2 separate regions of the Mus musculus genome follow, and region 2 is linked to region 1. A link is a loop called in an ENCODE intact Hi-C map of the cell type or tissue named here. Cell type or tissue: gastrocnemius. All regions are shown on one strand.

Region 1 (8,000 bases):
CGAACCTATACCACCAGGCCCGGCAGCTAACCACTGACTTTGACTCAGGTAGTAGAAAGTCCACAGCTCATTCCTCAGCCTAGTTTTGACTCGTTCTGACTGACAAACCCACGACAGGTGAAGCATCAAAGTGAAAAAGGCTGAGCGGGGTCCATTAGAGTAGGAAAATTAAGGGAGGGATGGGCATGGTCATGGTGGGTGGTTGCCTGGGATCTGGATTGGAATCCAAGGTGGGAATGGGTGCAGGTGAGGATAAGGTGGAGGCTGGGTATGAGTGCGGGGGCTGGGGTTGGGGTTGGGATTGGGATGGTGTGTTGGGGACTGTGGGAATAAGGCATGTAGTACGTGGTTGGAGCTGCCACTCCAGAGAAGGGAGCCTGAGATGGAAGTAGCTGCTATGGAGGAGGGAGGAGGGTTATGGCTGGGCCAAGGCTGAGGCTGGAGAGGACCTAGCATGGGGCAGGGGGATAGCTTGGATTTCATGTTTAGGGTTTGCAAGGGTTTAGAGGGTCCAGGAGTCACACCTACGTGCATACCCTATCTCAGAAAAGCCGAGGCCTACTCCACTCCCCACTCCTCCTCTCCAGGCCCAGAGATGGAAGTGTCTGTGCCATGGGAGGAAATGGCTGCTGGGCAGGCTGACCTGCCTTCCAGAGAAGAGAACAGGAAGGAAGGCCAAGAACTCCGAGCAGCTGGTTCTCTGCTTCTGCTTCCCAGGAGAGGAGGATCCTGTCCTGGGGGCTGTTTCCTCTTTCCTGAACCCTCAACCCTCTCTCTGTCCAGCTGATATCTGGCTCAGAGGGCAGCTGAGGGCCTTGCACAATCTCGGAACAGGAAAAGCCTTAGACATGGGACAGCCCCCATTGGACCAAGAACTTGGGGACTTGAGCAGCTGAGGTGGGACCCAGGACCACAGTGAAGTTTTCTCCCAGACAAATGAGAAGAGAGGCCGGTATTTTCATTCTCTGGCCAGGCTTAGACCTGTCTCTTTGGACCACCTAGCCTTTGGGGAGAGTCTCCGGGAGGCAAATCTGACCTGGGAACATCACAGGCAAGTGGATCAAGGCATTCCCTTCCAAGTCCTCCAAGAGTCTCCCTATACCCCCTACAGGTTGGGAGTATCCAAACCAGGCATGGTGGCACACAAATGCAATCCTAGCACTCAGAAGGCTGAAGCAGGAGGACTTCAAGTTCAAGGCTAGGCTCTGCTACAAAGTGAGGCCTTGTTTGAATAAAGAGGAAACAAGACCACAGAAATGCCTCAGGGATTAAGAGCACTGGCTGCTCTTTCAGAAGACTCAAGTTAGAATCTCAGCACCCACATGGCAGCTCTCAACCTTCTGTCACTCCAGCTCCAAAGGAACTTGTCATCCTCTTCTGGCCTCTGTAGATAAATGCATGTGTATCCATGGGGGCAACCCCTGCCACACACACACACACACACACACACACACACACACACTAAAACACACACACACACAAAAACAAAGCCATAAAAAAAACTCCACCATTACTTTTTGTTTGTTTGTTTTTGTTTTTTGAGACAGGATTTCTCTGTGTAGCCCTGGCTGTCCTGGAACTCACTCTGTAGACCAGGCTGGCCTCAAATTCATATAGATCTACCTGCCTCTGCCTCAAGAGTGCTGGGACTAAATGCATGAGCCACCACCACCAGGCCCACAAACCACTCTTATAGTACAAGATTCTCTGCCATTTGAGGGCCTACTATGTGCAGCTGACATAGGGAGCTGCAGCTAATTGGGTCTATTTCCATCTTTTGTTAGTGTGTGTGTGTCTGTGTGTGAGACAGAGAGAGACAGAGAGGCAGAGAGATAGAGAGACAGAGACAGACAGACAGACAGTGTGCACAAGTGGGAAGTCCTGCTCTATCCCTTCACATCTGTTTGGAACAGGGCCATCTCACTGAACCTGGACTAGCCTGGTGACCAGCAAGCCACAGTGATCCTGTCTCCACCCCTTAGAGTGTGAGAATTAAAGGTACAAACAGCCATACCAGAATATTTTACGTGGCTGCTGAGATCTGAACCCAGACTCAGCAGCTCAATCTCTTACCTGCTTACCCACTCTCAAGCCATCTTCCTCCTTCCTTTTTTTTTTTTTTTTTTTTTTGTTTTTAGACTCACTATCTAGGCCAGGTTGGCCTTGAACTCAGCACCATGCCCACCTCATTTATTCCTTCCTCAGTGACAAGTTGACACATCACTACCTGCTCTTCTGTACTTTACAGACCAGGTTCTTCCACTTGGCAAAGGTAACTATGTTCTCCGGCCTTTAATTCTGGTCTTGGCTCTGTGACCTTTTTGACCAATAGATGTTAATGGACAAGACAGAAGCAAGTTCTTCAAAATGTCCTTCTGTGGTGGCCTCCCCACATGTGTCCTTGCCACTGTCGTACAAAGAACAGGCTACAGGTAGCACGTTGGCCAAGATAGGAGATATGACACATGGGTAGACAGAAGCAGTGGTCTAGAACAAAGTCTAGCTGTGTGAGCCTGCACCCGCCAGACCTGAGCCACCCTGATACCCTGTGGGGTGACTATAGGTGCCATACCAAGTTTCTCTGCAGCTCTGGGGATTTACTGGTGACTGGCAATGGGGGCTTGAGGTCCTACTTGTTCAACTCCCTTAGCAGGCTAAGGCCTGGAGGCCTGGACTGGTTTGCTCTTCCTTAGCGTGAGGAGGCAGAGTCGGGATTGGCTTCTCTGGCCCAAGCAGGCAACTCCTCTCCTCCTCCTTTCCTTGGGTCAATGGAAACCTCCATAAATAAAAAGCCCAAGGCAGCTCTGAGGTGAGGGAGACTCCTGCACTTGAAGTGAGTCTGCATGGTCGCTGTGAAGTGGGTTCCGTCCGTCTCATTTTAGGTGGAAGAATCCATCTGTGGAGATATTTTGAGATTTGCCCAGAGAATATTCGTCTTGATTAAAAAAAAAAAAAAAAAAAAAAGATGAGAGGTGGGTGAGCTGGAACAGAAGATCAGATGGGGAAGGGGAGGGAGCATGGGAGAGGAAGCTAGAATGGAGGGCCATTTGAGGGGTGGTATGGGAAATGTAGTGCAGTGGAAACTCCCTAAAATATATAAAATACATGAACCTCCGAATAATGGGGGACACGGAGTTGGGGTCATGATTCATTTTCTTGTCACTAAACAAAGCTTACAGTACGGGACTGGGTCATATCCAATTGAGTCGTTGGCCAAAGGGTTCCATGGAAATCCCCAAACAGCCCAGGCTGTTGACAAGACAACAGGTTGCTCTCCACAAACCGATATAACAAGTTTCCATTGCTGAAGGCAATACCCACACAACTCATTGAACACGGAGAGGTCGAGCTGGTGCCTACACAGAGCTTTAACCACTATAGTCTGGTGTCTTTGGTAAAGGTACTCTGCATGCTACCAAAAGAGAAACATAACACCAACCCAGCCACAAACCCTTTGACCTACAATACTGTCCTGCCTGCAAGACATGCTAGAGCAACGGTGACACCGCTGTGGCAGCAGCCAACCAATGTCTAATTTAGCTTAAGGTCCATGCCACCAATGGTAACCTTGTTTAGGTGACCAAGAGTCAGAGCCTAGATAGCCCAGGGACCTAGGGTAAAGCTGAATACTACTTTGTCTTCTTTAAAGTAGTAATCAAGTGACTCCTAATGGTATTCTGCTATACTCATAGATCTGTGTCTTGTTCAGCCATCGTGAGAGAAACTTCCTCCTGCAGCAGATGAGAACAATAAAGACCCCTAGCCAGACATCATGCAAAGAGAGCGAGAGACTTTGGAACGCTCAACTCCAAAGGAGATGTCTCCATCAACTCCCTCCCCTCAGAGCTCAGGGAAGCCTACAGAAGAGGAGGGAAAGATAATAGAAGGCAGACGGGACAGGACCAGGAGAGCAAAGCTCGTGTGACCTCACAGAGACCAAAGCAGCAAGCACAGGGCCTACCCGGGGCCACACAGGTCCTCTGTGGATATGGTACAGCTTCTAGCTTAGGATTTTATGGAACTCCTGAGTGTGTAAACAAGTGGGTCTCTGATTCTTCTGCCTTCTCTTGAGTTGCCTGGTCCAGTCTCGGGTGATGGCTTTTGTTTTATTAAATCTTATTTTGATAAGTTTGGTTGTTATCTCTCAGAAGTCTGTTCTTTTCTAATAAGACACAGAAAGGGAGTGGATCCAGATGATAAGGGAGGAGGGGAAGGAGGGGAAACCATAATCAGAATATTTATACGAGAAAAGAACCCATTTTCAATAAAAGGGGGAAAATTGGCTACAAAACCCAAACCTCCAAATAGCAGCAGTATAAATAAACCAGAATGTGTCTCAAGTTAGCACTGGCATACAGCTTATGTTTGCGTGTGAATGGGTTAAAATAGAGATTTATTACATAGTCCCTGGGTGGCCTTGAACTTGTGATCTTCTTGCCTCAGCTTTCTTAGTGCTTGGATTACAGCTGTGTGCTGCCATGTATCTGGCAACTTGATCATTTTGAAACTGGACTCCTTTGTTTCCAGTCAGCTATATTCAATGAATGCTTCTACTCATGGTCCAAGGTGGCTACTGGTTGCTCCAGCCATTAAGCAAGACAGAGAACCAGCTTTGTAACTGGGTAAATACTACAGATTCATTACTAAGTCCATTCATTTCTCCTACTCAGGCTCTGGGCTCCTGTGAAGGAGCCCCAGCCAGTTTTTGCAGTGTTTGTGCAGAGCCTCCAGCCTCCCCCAGAGGGCGCCAGAGCCCTCTGCTTCCTCCTCCTTCAGATACCAGGGTTTTTTGCATTAGAGGTGTGGGGCTCTTTGCTGGCTAGATTTTTTGAAGGTCCTGGGGGGGCAACTGAGCTCTCATACCTGGATCCAAAACAGGAAGCATGAATCTTTTGGAACATCAAAGCCAATCCCAACAACACACCTCTTCCAGCAAGACCACACTCCTTTTTTTATTATTAGATATTTTCTTCATTTACAATTCAAATGCTATGGTCCCCTATACCCTCCCCCAGCCCTGCTCCCCAACCCACCCCCTCCTGCTTTCTGGCCCTGGCATTTCCCTGTACTGGAGCATATGATCTTCGCAAGACCAAGGGCCTCTCCTCCCATTGATGGCCGCCTAGGCCATCCTCTGCTACATATGCAACTAGAGACACAGTTCTGGGGGCTACTGGTTAGTTCATATTGTTGATCCTCCTATAGGGTTGCCGACCCCTTCAGCTCCTTGGGTATTTTCTCTAGCTCCTCCATTGGGGGCCCTGTGTTCCATACAATAGATGACCGTGAGCATCCACTTCTGTATTTGCCAGGCACTGGCCTAGCCTCACCAGAAACAGCTATATCAGGGTCCTGTCAGCAGAATCTTGCTGGCATCTGCAATAGTGTCTGGGTTTGGTGGTTGTATATGGGATGGATCCCCAGGTGGGGCAGTCTCTGGATGGTCCTTCCTTCCATCTCAGCTCTGAACTTTGTCTTTGTAACTCCTTCCATGGGGTATTTTGTTCCCTATTCTAGGAAGGAACGAAGTATCCACCCTTTGAAGGCCACACTCTTAATCAAACAGCCCCCAACTGGGAACCAAGTATTTAAATACCAGAGTGGTGGGATGTTCAGCCCATCTTGAAGAGCAATAGCTATCTCACCTCCTGCCACAGGGACCACTTGCATAAAGATCAGTTACTAGATGGTGAAGGAGAAAGAGCAGAGAGAGAGGTTGTAAAGTCAGTGAAAGATGAATTGGGTGTAGAAATGCAAGTCTGTAATCCCACACTCAGAGGGTGGAGGCAGGAAGATTGGGGGATCAGGACCTGCTACATGACCCTAATTTAAAACAAACAAACAAACAAACAAACAAGCACAAAACAATAACACCAAGCTTGGTAGTACATGCCTATAATGCCAGCACTTGGGAGGCTGAGGAAGGACAATCTAGAGTTAGAGACCAGCCCATTCTACATAATGAAACAGAAGGAGGGAGGGAGGGAGCCTAGGGGTGTGGCTCAATAGAATTGCCTAGAATGCACAAGGTCCTGAGTTTGACCCCCAGCACTACATGGGGGTGGGGAGTGGGGACAGGGACAGAAGAAGAGGAGAGGGAAGAGGAGAAGAAAAAAGAAGCGGAAGAGGAGGAGGGGGAGGAGAAAGAAGAGGATCGAGAGGAGGAGGAGGAGGAGGAAGAGGAGGAAGAAAGAAAAAATGGATAGTAAACAGCTACTGAGGGCTGGGGCCTGGTGCAGTCCTGGCAGCTTTTTGAGTGCAGTACGTGGAGGCTAAGGAGCCTCCGAGCCAGCTTGTACTATCATCTCCGTTCACAGGAAGCTGAGTCACGGGGAGGTAAAGAAACTGGAGCCGGGGGTTTGTGCAGCAGCTGGGCGGGGATGGAATGTGAACAGGGGCAGCCATTTCCTGAGGCCAGCTCTGAACCACCCAGATACACTGCTGGCTAAAAGAACCAGTAAACAAAAGGTGAGCAGACCGACCCAAACAGAGAACACAAAGAACAGAACGGCTAGGAAAGGGGACATTTTAACGCCATTACATTCATAAAACCATAAAGCAGCCATCAAAGAAAAGAACAGAAATAAGTCCTGGGAATTTTAAATAGAATAGCTAAAAGGAAATTTTAATAGAAAGGAATATGAAATTCTGTGGTTAAGGGTTCCAAAATCAATCCACTCTTCTTTTTTCTAATTGTAATTTATTCTTTGTGTAGGTGTGCATGTACGTGTGTGTGTGTGCGTGTGTGTGTGTATGTACGTGTGTGTGTGCATGTGTGAGTGTATGTGTGTATGAACGTGCATGCATGCATGTGTGTGTACTTGCATGTGAGTATATGCATGTACCTGTGTGTGTGTGTGTGTGTGTGTGTGTGTGTGTGTGTGTGTGTGTGTGTGTGGTTCCGTGAGGTCAGAGGACATCGTTGTGGAGTTGCTTCACTCTTTCTACCTTTAAGGGGTTCTCCTGCTCATGTAGCAAGTGCTTCACGAGTGAGCCTCCTCATCCTCCTTTCACTCCTCTTTACTGGTGAGAGTGTGGGGGAGCTTGGGGACAGAAGGGCCTTGATTTCAACCAAAGCCATATTACCACTAAAATCCCAGTGACAAGAGGATAAGGAGTTCAAAGCCACCAGCCACTACATAGCAAGTTCCAAGCCAGCATGAGAAACAGGGTTTCAAAATACAAACAAACAAAAAGCCCTAGCTCTGTATTCTCTAGTGGATAGGTACAATCAGGCTGGGTCCTGTTTAGTACACAAGAGGGGCATGCTCCCACTGGGAGAAGCCCGGATAAATACAAGACTAAAGGCAGAAGAGAGACACTGTGACCCTGGGTCCTTAAATATATCACCCAGTCCCGGGATTAAGCCTTCCCTAAAGCTAAAAGCTACAAGGGCTCCAATTAATTATCCAATTATCTTTGTCTCCACTGTCTCCATCAGCCCTCAGATGAGCCACTGTGAAGGTAAGCTGCCAGGACTCAGTTGCAAGCTCATCTTTAAGGAGAAACTTACAACAAACTGAAATCACATAATTGCCTTGAGAGAGCAATTCATCAAAGAAAGGTACCAGGAGGGGAAGCCTGGGAGTGTAGCTCAGTAGCTGAGTACATCTCAGAGCCCAAAAGGAATAAAAGAAAAAGGGGGAAGGCAGGAAGAGAGAGAGATGGAGAGGAGGCTAAGAAGGCAGGAAGGGATACTGGCTAAACCCAGTAGTGGGCCCATTCTTCACTTACACAGCACCCAGGCTTGAGAATGTGTGCACGGCAAACAGGCTTGGAGACGCCTGGTTTTTATCACAGGAAGAAATAGAAGAGAACTAGAGAACTAGACGTGGTGGTGCATGCCTTTAATCCCAGAACTAGGGAGGCAGAGACAGGCGAATCCCTGCATTTGAGGCCAGTCTGGTGTACATACAAGTTCCAGGACAGCCAGGGTCACAGAGAGAGACCTGTCTCAAGGAAGAAAGGAAGGGAGAAAGGAAGGGAGGAGGGAGGGAGGA
Region 2 (8,000 bases), 420 kb after region 1:
AGAAGTGTTGGTCAAATGAGGCCTAGAGGAAGTCAGGCCCTGGCCTAGGGATTCCTTAGCCAGCAAGTAGGATACTGAGCTGGGCTGCCCTTTTCTGCCCACTATGTTTACAACTCTATTCCTGTCCATTGGCATGGCCCTTCTGGTTTGGTGGTGCTATATAGGCCTTGTACACATTCTGGCCTGGGCCAGAAGGCTGGGAAGGGTCTGGCTGGGAGGCTGGGGCGGCCTGCCTCAGACTGGAGGGTGGGAGGAGCCCTGCACAGACACAGAGCCCCTTTGTTTGCCAGCGCAGCGAGGCAGCTGGTGTGGGATTTCTGGGAGTGTTTTTTCCCCCTTCTTTCTTTTTTACCTTAAAAGAATATTTTCATTGTCTAGGGGGGTCTCAAGATTCCAAACCCTCTGCAGACCTGCCAGGAAGTCCAAAGATATCCCCCTGGATCAGCCCCAGCTTCCTTCCTTCTCCCTTCCCTCCAGCTAGAACCTTGGAAAGAGCATCCCTATAAGGAAGATGAAGCTGGCCGTTACTCCTACCTGTTGGAGAGACTTGTGAAGCTCACAGGGTTGGTGGAAGGGGGGTGCAGAGATACTCTGTCTACTGCAGCTGAGGGTGCCCGTGTCCTGGGTAGGTCTCTCACGAGTAAGCATAGGGCTTCAGGGCGAGGAGGGGTGCTGGTTAGAAGGAATGACCTAGTTTGGAGGGTTTCAGCTGGTGTGATCCTGGACTCTAAAGGAGGTGAAGTGAGGAGGGGGCTGGTGACCTTGGAGCCGTAGTCTTCTGCAGGCAGCAGTGAGGAAATCCAGACTGGGTGACCTGAGGAGCCCATCTCAGGCTCCCGAGGGAATACAAACACACAGAAGAAAACCAAAAAGCGCATGTTTAGAGGGTCCAGGATGGGAAGACTGTTTTGTGCCTTTGAAAGGTGTGGGAGATTGTTGCTGGTGGTATATCTGCAGCAGTTATCGCAGTTGGGGACATAGTGACCTGTGGATGGACGGCAGATCATCCCAGTTGATGAGGAAGGGGTGTCTACACTGGCTGGGGCTGCTGAACTGCACGGTAGTGTCTCTTAGGCTGTGGCCATGCTCACTTGCTGGAGAAGTACCAGTCTAGCCTGGAATCCAGCCTTGCTCAGTGACCGGGAAGTTGCGGCCTCAGTTCTGAGACACAAGACAGTAACGGATCCCCAGTGAGATACCCATGTCCTGGGAACCAGTAGGTAGTTGTTGTACTTAAGAGCCAGTATGTGGGGCCTACAGTCCACAGCTGCAAATGACAGCACAGCTCTTAAGTCCCAGTGAGGACTGTGTGGTCAGAACCCAGAGGCAGCTTCTTTGATGCATGGTAAGGGAAATGAATGCTTGCCTTTGGTCATTAGGTGGTCTGGAAAAGCCCAAGGCTTTGGTGGGGCTTGGGCTTTATGTTGTGTGTGGTGGGGAGTATCTTGTGAGAAGGGACATCTGCAAAGCCAGAGGATAAAGAGCATTCCTATGTTTGTTGTAGAGTAGAGGCTCAACAAATTGCTGAGTTGACCTGTGGTCATATTAAATGAGGTCCAGCCATAGTTATCTTTTAGAGAAGTGGTTCTCAGTCTATGGGTCGCAACCCCTTTGGGGTCGAATGACCCTTTCATAGGGGTCACTTAAGACCATCAGAAAACACAAATATTTACATTATGATTCATAACAGTAGCAAAGTTACAGTTATGAAGTAGCAAAGAAATACTTTTATGGTGGTGGTGGTGTGGGGTCACTACAACCCGAGGAACTGTATTGAAGTGTCATAGCATTAGGACGGTTGAGAAGCACTGGTCCAGAGGGTGGTGAATGAGCCTGGGTTCAGGTGAGATTCAGAGAGTGGGAGCTGGAGGGTCTGTCTCTGAGGACATTGGGGGTAGAGGCGACATTGTTGGGTTGGCCTAGTGGATAAAGGGGATCTTCTCCAAAGGACACCCACAACTTTGACCCTGGGGCTGTGGATGGGGTGAGAGCAGTGTGCTACCTCAGCTGAGTTCTGGCATTTCTGGGAGGGGCTCAACAGCAACAGGTGTGGAGGAGGGGTTGACACCGGGAAGCTGAGGCCTGTGCTGGGAAAGTGCTGTCAGGAAGCAGTGGGTAATTTGTAGACAGGTACTCATGCTCTGGCTGACCCGATTTCTTGAAGCTTTGGGGCTTGGCCTGCTTGGGGACATGGATGCTGGGCAGGAAGCCCTAGATACCCCCCTTCCTGCCCCAGTTTACCATGGAGGCCAGAGCAAGAAGGCAAGTGTCTATTGTTCTGAGCTGCCTCAGCTCCCCTCCTCCCCCCTCACTGCCTGGCTGAGCCAGCACTTTTTCTTCATTCCTTTATCTGTGGACTAGTACAGGGCGTTCTGTTTCTCCTGTGCATACAGATCAAGGCAAAAAGGGGACAGGCATGCACCAAGGACCATTTAAATTCTTCCTCAATAAGACAGTTTCCCTCCCTCCCTCCCTCCCTCTATAACCCCCACCCCTTAGGAAAAAAAAAAACAAGTGGGGAAAGTGATTAAAACTAACAGCAAAGGTTGATTGAGCCTGGCATAGCAGGCTCTCTGGATATGTCTTCTCTGATTTTTCAGTTGGGCCTCATGGTGCATGGACACAGTGTGGTAAGATTGCCATGGTAGACATCCTCTGCCGTCTGTGGCTCTCTGTGGCCTCTGGCTTCTTGTGGGCAACAGGGGTGGATGGAGCTGGTTTGGGACAAGACTCATGGAAGACCAGTACTGTAGAGTTAGCTGGGAAGGTCAGTGGGTTAGGACCCTCGCAGGTCCTGTGCTGTTTGCATCTGATACCCTTGTCCAGGGTCTCTGAGATTTGGTGTTGGGAATGGAGGGGTCTTTCTGCAGTCATCTATAAGATGGCTTGTGGTCCTTTTCAGAATCCTGTCATTTCTACAGTTCCTGCATGTGTCAGGTCCTTAAATGCTGATAGTCTTATAATAACCTTATTTGACTGTCAACAGCAGTGTATAGTCATGCCTAGGGGAAGAAAGGTCAGGAGGTCTCTTCTGGCTTTTAGAAGGTAGCGTCAGGGATCCTGTGATAAGCAAGACCCCCCACCCCCACCCCAGGTTTTGCTTTTCTTTTTTTAGGTAATGTCTTTCAATGTATCCCAGGTTAGCTTGAACCTCATGATCTTCCTGCTTTAGCCTTCCCAGTACTGGAATTACAGGCATATTTGGCCGCAGTCAGTGTGAGAACTCCAGTTCAATCCCTTTTACACCTGCTTTACATAGTAGCATTTCAAGACCTGGCTCCACTTTTAAGCTTTACAAACACTGCCACCTTCCCACCCCTTTATTGCAAAAGTGAGGCTGTTGGAGTGTCTCTGGGGCCAGGGTGCTATCAAGGGGATTCCCCACTTTTCCAGCGTATGGGCTGGGGCACGCAGCGGTGTCAGGTCTCACCTGTTGCATGGGCACCCTGGCGTCATTACAGCTGACGCAGGCCCTCCACAGCACTCTGTGTGTTTGCTAGCTTCTCACAGCGTTGGCGGTGGCTGGCAGACTTCCGGTGGCATCACCACTGACCCTGCCAGCGCGTGCAATCCGCCACATCCTCACCTCTAAATTTAGTGCACAGGAACCTAGGCAGAGGAGAAGGGAGGGAGAGACTTCAGAAGCCCGGCTTGGCATGTTCCCTAGAGGGTGGGGGCCTAAAAGAAGGGGGAGAGGGTAGTGGAGGAGGAGGGGGAGGAGGAGGCAGGAAAGGCTGGCGCCCACCTTTTAGTGGCCTCTCGAGCAAAGCCTGGATTGCCCGGGAGGGATTCTGGGTCTCTAGCGCCATCTGCTTGTAGTTTAGGAAGCATGTTCTAGCTTGACTTGGCTAGTTGAGTCTGGGAGTGGAGTAGGAGGCTCGCTAGAGGAAGCACATCTGTCTAGGCCCATACATCACATGGAATAAGTTGGGGGAGAAGCAGCCTCTTAGCCTGAGCATATTTAGGAAAAAAAGCACCTACTTCGCTAAACCTGCAAGTGTTAGAGGACACTGTACTGGGGAAAATGGAAACCTTGGAAGGAAGTGGACATGTCTTGGCATGCTGTGTAACCTCCATTCCGATCCAGGTAGATCTGCTCCCTCCACTGCAGCAAGCTCCCCTTACTATTCTCATTCATGTCCCCTTTCCCTTAATCTCTGTCCTCAACAGATTGTTTGCCTTTCCCTGAACTTCGTGTGAATAGAGCCACACAGTATGTGCAGCTCGGAGTCTGGCCTCTGGCTCAGTCACGTTCATAGGTGCATCTGTGCTGCTGTTGGAGCACAGCTGCTTGTTTCTGTAGTTGCTGAGTTTTGCATGGCATGAGAGTACTACACGGTTTGAGCATCTGTTCTCATTGGTGGGCTTTTGGGTTGTTTCCAGATTTGGTTAGTGTGATAAAGCTATAAATGTCTTTGACATGTCTATTTGGAGGGATGTGCCTGATTTTTAAAAGTGGATTGCTGTGTGGAGGCTGGGAAAGGCCACACTTGCTTCATGGGTGTGGGTGACGGGTTTTTATTTGCTTCTTGGCTTGTGAACTAGCAGCTTCTGTCCATCTTTATTTCCTCATTCGATCTTGGTACTATTAAATTCTGCGGCATCTGTGACTCAAACCTTAGTTGAGACAACTGATCTTTTACGTTGCTGAGTCAGGGAATGAAAGGGATAGGACAGGAGCTGAATTTCAAAGTATTCTGGCCATTCTTAGACTAGAGGAGCAGTGTATTCCAGCCCTGGGCCACCTTCTCGCCCTACATTACCAGCTGCCCAAGCCTGGCGTCTCTAAGCAAGCTGGCAGCGTATAACTGTCAATTTGATGTCTGGTCTCTGGTGCCACGGGTCATCACTATCCAGTGTTTCCTGGGTTCATTGCTGTTTTGTGGTGACTGGGGGCCTGGGTGGATGGAGAAAGGACCTACCCAGAATAGCAAGGCTTGTTGGATACTAGCTCTTTCTGGAGGAACGGGGAGGTGAAGACTCTGTCCTTCCCACCACATTGCCACCTCACTGATACTCAGAAAGCCAGCCGAAAGGCAAGGAGAGAGGAGAAAGACGGAAGGGGGCAGAAGTGCCAGGTGAGAGCCAGGGACAGAGCCCAGTGCTGTGTGTACAAGTGTTCTGGGCTGCTGTGAACATTCTGGAGCCTGTGCAAGTAACTCTGGTATGTGTGAATATCCTGATGGCTGTGTAAGCAGCCTGGGGTTGGCACAGAGGGCAGCTATGCAGGGTTGAGCAAGGCATTAGGGTAAGTCTCCTGACTTTGGCCTGTTTGGTCATCTCTTCTCAGGTCACCTCTTGTCCATACTTTAGACCTTGGGTGAGGAACAGGCAAAGCCTAAGAGGTTTGGGGGTAGAATTGATGGATCCCACCTCTTACCTGTTAGTGGGCCCTAAAACACACGCTCCCTCCCTGGCTCTCATATCTCGCTGCCCCTTCCCATCTCCCTTTCTGCATTTAGAGGATGTTTCTTCTTGATCTTCTTGATCTTTAAGGAATGGGGGCAGCTTGCAGTGATTCCCTTGGGTCAGGTGAGCTGACCCCCAGCCCCCATCTCTCCTCACAGGCTCCTAGAAGGTGAGCACGGACGGCATGCAAAGTTGTGAATCCAGTGGCGACAGTGCGGATGACCCTCTCAGTCGTGGCCTACGGAGAAGGGGACAGCCTCGTGTGGTGGTGATCGGTGCTGGCTTGGCTGGCCTGGCTGCAGCTAGAGCCCTTCTGGAGCAGGGCTTCACGGATGTCACTGTGCTTGAGGCTTCCAGCCACATTGGGGGCCGTGTGCAGAGTGTGAGGCTTGGTAAGCATCACTCGGGCCCAGCTACCTCTCTAGGCCACCTTTTGTTCCTCTGGTCCTGCCTCAAGTCTTACTAATGTAACCTTTCCTTGGGATAAGTGTTTGCTCATGCACTTGCGTGGGTGTTTTCCAGAAGCTTCCGTAGGCCCTTGCACTGACATCCCACTTTGGAGAATGCTGTCTTGGTGTTAGAGTTGGGGCTGACAATGTTTGTTGGGAGGGCATACTGTCTAAGAACTGTGGGTCCTCATTTTAAAGTCACAAGAAGGAGGGGGCATTGTATAAGTTCTGATTAGTCATTAGTTTTTAGTATGAGTTAGGTTATCATAACTGAGGACAGACAACAGGAACTAGGGTTATTAGAGTGGAAGGGGGATTTTAGGCTTCCCTGTGGGTGATGTGTGTCTTAGGGTTGTCTGTAAAGATCGGTCCTTGTTGCAGCCAAAGAAGAGACTTGCCCCTGGGATGGGAAGATGTTGCTAGGGTTCTAGAGCGTAGAGATATTTCCTGAAATGGAGCTGGAGATGAGGGTTCTGACAGCCACCGTGTGTGTAGGGTGTTCTGGCCAGCAGTGGGTTGAGTGGGTTGGGAGTATGAAGACGACCCAGTGAGAAAACATGCAGTGACCTGGTGTATGTGAGAGATTTGACCCTCTGTGTGTATATGTACGTGTGTATGTGTGCTATGTGTGAGTGAGTATGTGTATGTGTGTATGTGAGAATGTGTATGTCTGTGAGTGTATGTGTTATGAGTGTGCATTATGTGAGTGTGTGCTGTGTGAGTATGTGCTGCATGAGTATGTGTGAGTGTGTGCATCTGTGTGCATCTGTGTCTATGTGAGTGCGTGTGTATCTCTGTATGTGTATGTATGTGCTATGTGTGTGTATGTGTGTATGTGAGTGTGTGTATGTCTGTGAGTGTGTAAGAGGGTGTATGAGTGTGTGTGTGCTATGTGTGAATGTGTGTCTGTGTGAGTGCATGAATATGTCTGTGAGTGTGTGAGAGTGTGTATGAGTGTATGTGTGCTATGTGTGAATGTGTGTCTGTATGTATGTGTGTGTCTATGTGTGAGTGTGTGTGAGAGTGTGTATGAGTGTGTGTGTGTGCTATGTGTGTGTTTGTGTGTATATGAATTTGTGTGTGTGTGTGTGTCTGTGTGTTTAGAGGCTAGAGGCCCACATTGATTATCTCCCACAATTGCTTTCTAACATTTCTTTTTTGAGACAGGGTCTCTGTTTCTCTTTTTCAGGCACAAACTTGGGTGACTCTTGGCAGTAAGAATGAAAGTGCTGTCCAAAGTTCTCACAAGGCTGGGGCAGCCAAGGAGCCCCAGGGCTCTTTGCTCATTGTTGATTGGCTGGCTGGCAGCCTCCGGGAAGAGCAGTCCCATTTATGATTCTTTGGGCTTGATGAGCTATTTAGAGTTTGATGTAGAAACAGAAGATGGGGAGATAGGTGGCCCAGTCCCTGAGGCAGCTGACAACTGAGACCATGCAGGGAAGGCACAGGGTGTCAGACGACCAGATGGGAAGCTTGCCAGGCAGAGAAGAGGGAGTGACTAGGCTGTGTGGAATAATGAATGTGAAGAGAGAGGGGAGAACATGCTGGTCAGGGTACCTGTGTTGTGTGCAGACAGGCAGGCCTCAGAACCCAGTGTGTCAATGGACATGCTGCAGCATGGCATGATGGCCATGTCCCTGTCAGAAGTGAGAGCAGGGGTCCAGAGCCAGCTCTGAGGATACCACTTGCTAGGAGGTGAGTAGGCATGAGGTGGTGCCTGGAGCCCTTGGGAATACAGGTGTGGCCGAGACGGCCATGAGCGAGAGAAGTACCCTTGGTGGTGGCATGTGAGGGAGGGCTTCTGGGGAGGAGAGAGTGGCTGGTACTGTACTATATACATGTGCAGCATTGGGTAAAAACAAATTGATAATAATAGCAATAACAACAATAATAATATTACTGTTCTCCCTCTGCTCCTAATGGGAGCTCAATGTAGAACAGATGCCTGAGGCTCTAGCGGTACCCTCACCGGCCAGCAGGCGGTCCTGTGGGCAGGGTCCTGGGCTTTCTGTTTTTGGTCCTTCAGTCTGCTTACTTTTCCTACACATGGGGGTCTGCGCATGCCTGCCTCTTTCAGAGACACCAGGCAGTTGTTCTCTTCTAGCTGCAGCATGAGGCTGTGTTTTGTTGTAGGCACATTCA

Evidence for each region. A loop is a pair of places that touch in the nucleus more often than their neighbours do. Peaks named below come from ENCODE experiments on the same cell type or tissue, not always from the same donor. Only the 100,000 strongest peaks of a DNase experiment are listed, where the experiment ranks them.
Region 2: a loop joins it to region 1, with 2.1 times the contacts of the local background. A loop is called at or near these places in 11 of 42 quality-filtered maps.

Annotation. Positions count from the first base shown.
Region 1 is chr2:131,090,308-131,098,307 of GRCm38, forward strand. No RefSeq gene overlaps it. Among named protein-coding and RNA genes, the nearest start is that of Siglec1, 7.5 kb to the left of the region's middle. In gastrocnemius, a CTCF peak has its summit at 4,735 (motif pointing right); a DNase peak (open chromatin) is centred at 4,741; H3K4me3 peaks cover 648 bases; H3K27ac peaks cover 3,569 bases.
Region 2 is chr2:131,506,417-131,514,416 of GRCm38, forward strand. It overlaps Smox (spermine oxidase), which reads left to right. Exons shown (of 7, transcript NM_145533.2): 2 at 5,568-5,801. The coding sequence starts at 5,594. Among named protein-coding and RNA genes, the nearest start is that of Gm30732, 16 kb to the right of the region's middle. In gastrocnemius, CTCF peaks have their summits at 3,806 and 7,851; DNase peaks (open chromatin) are centred at 243, 2,260, 3,529, 3,748 and 1 more place; H3K4me3 peaks cover 5,875 bases; H3K27ac peaks cover 7,469 bases.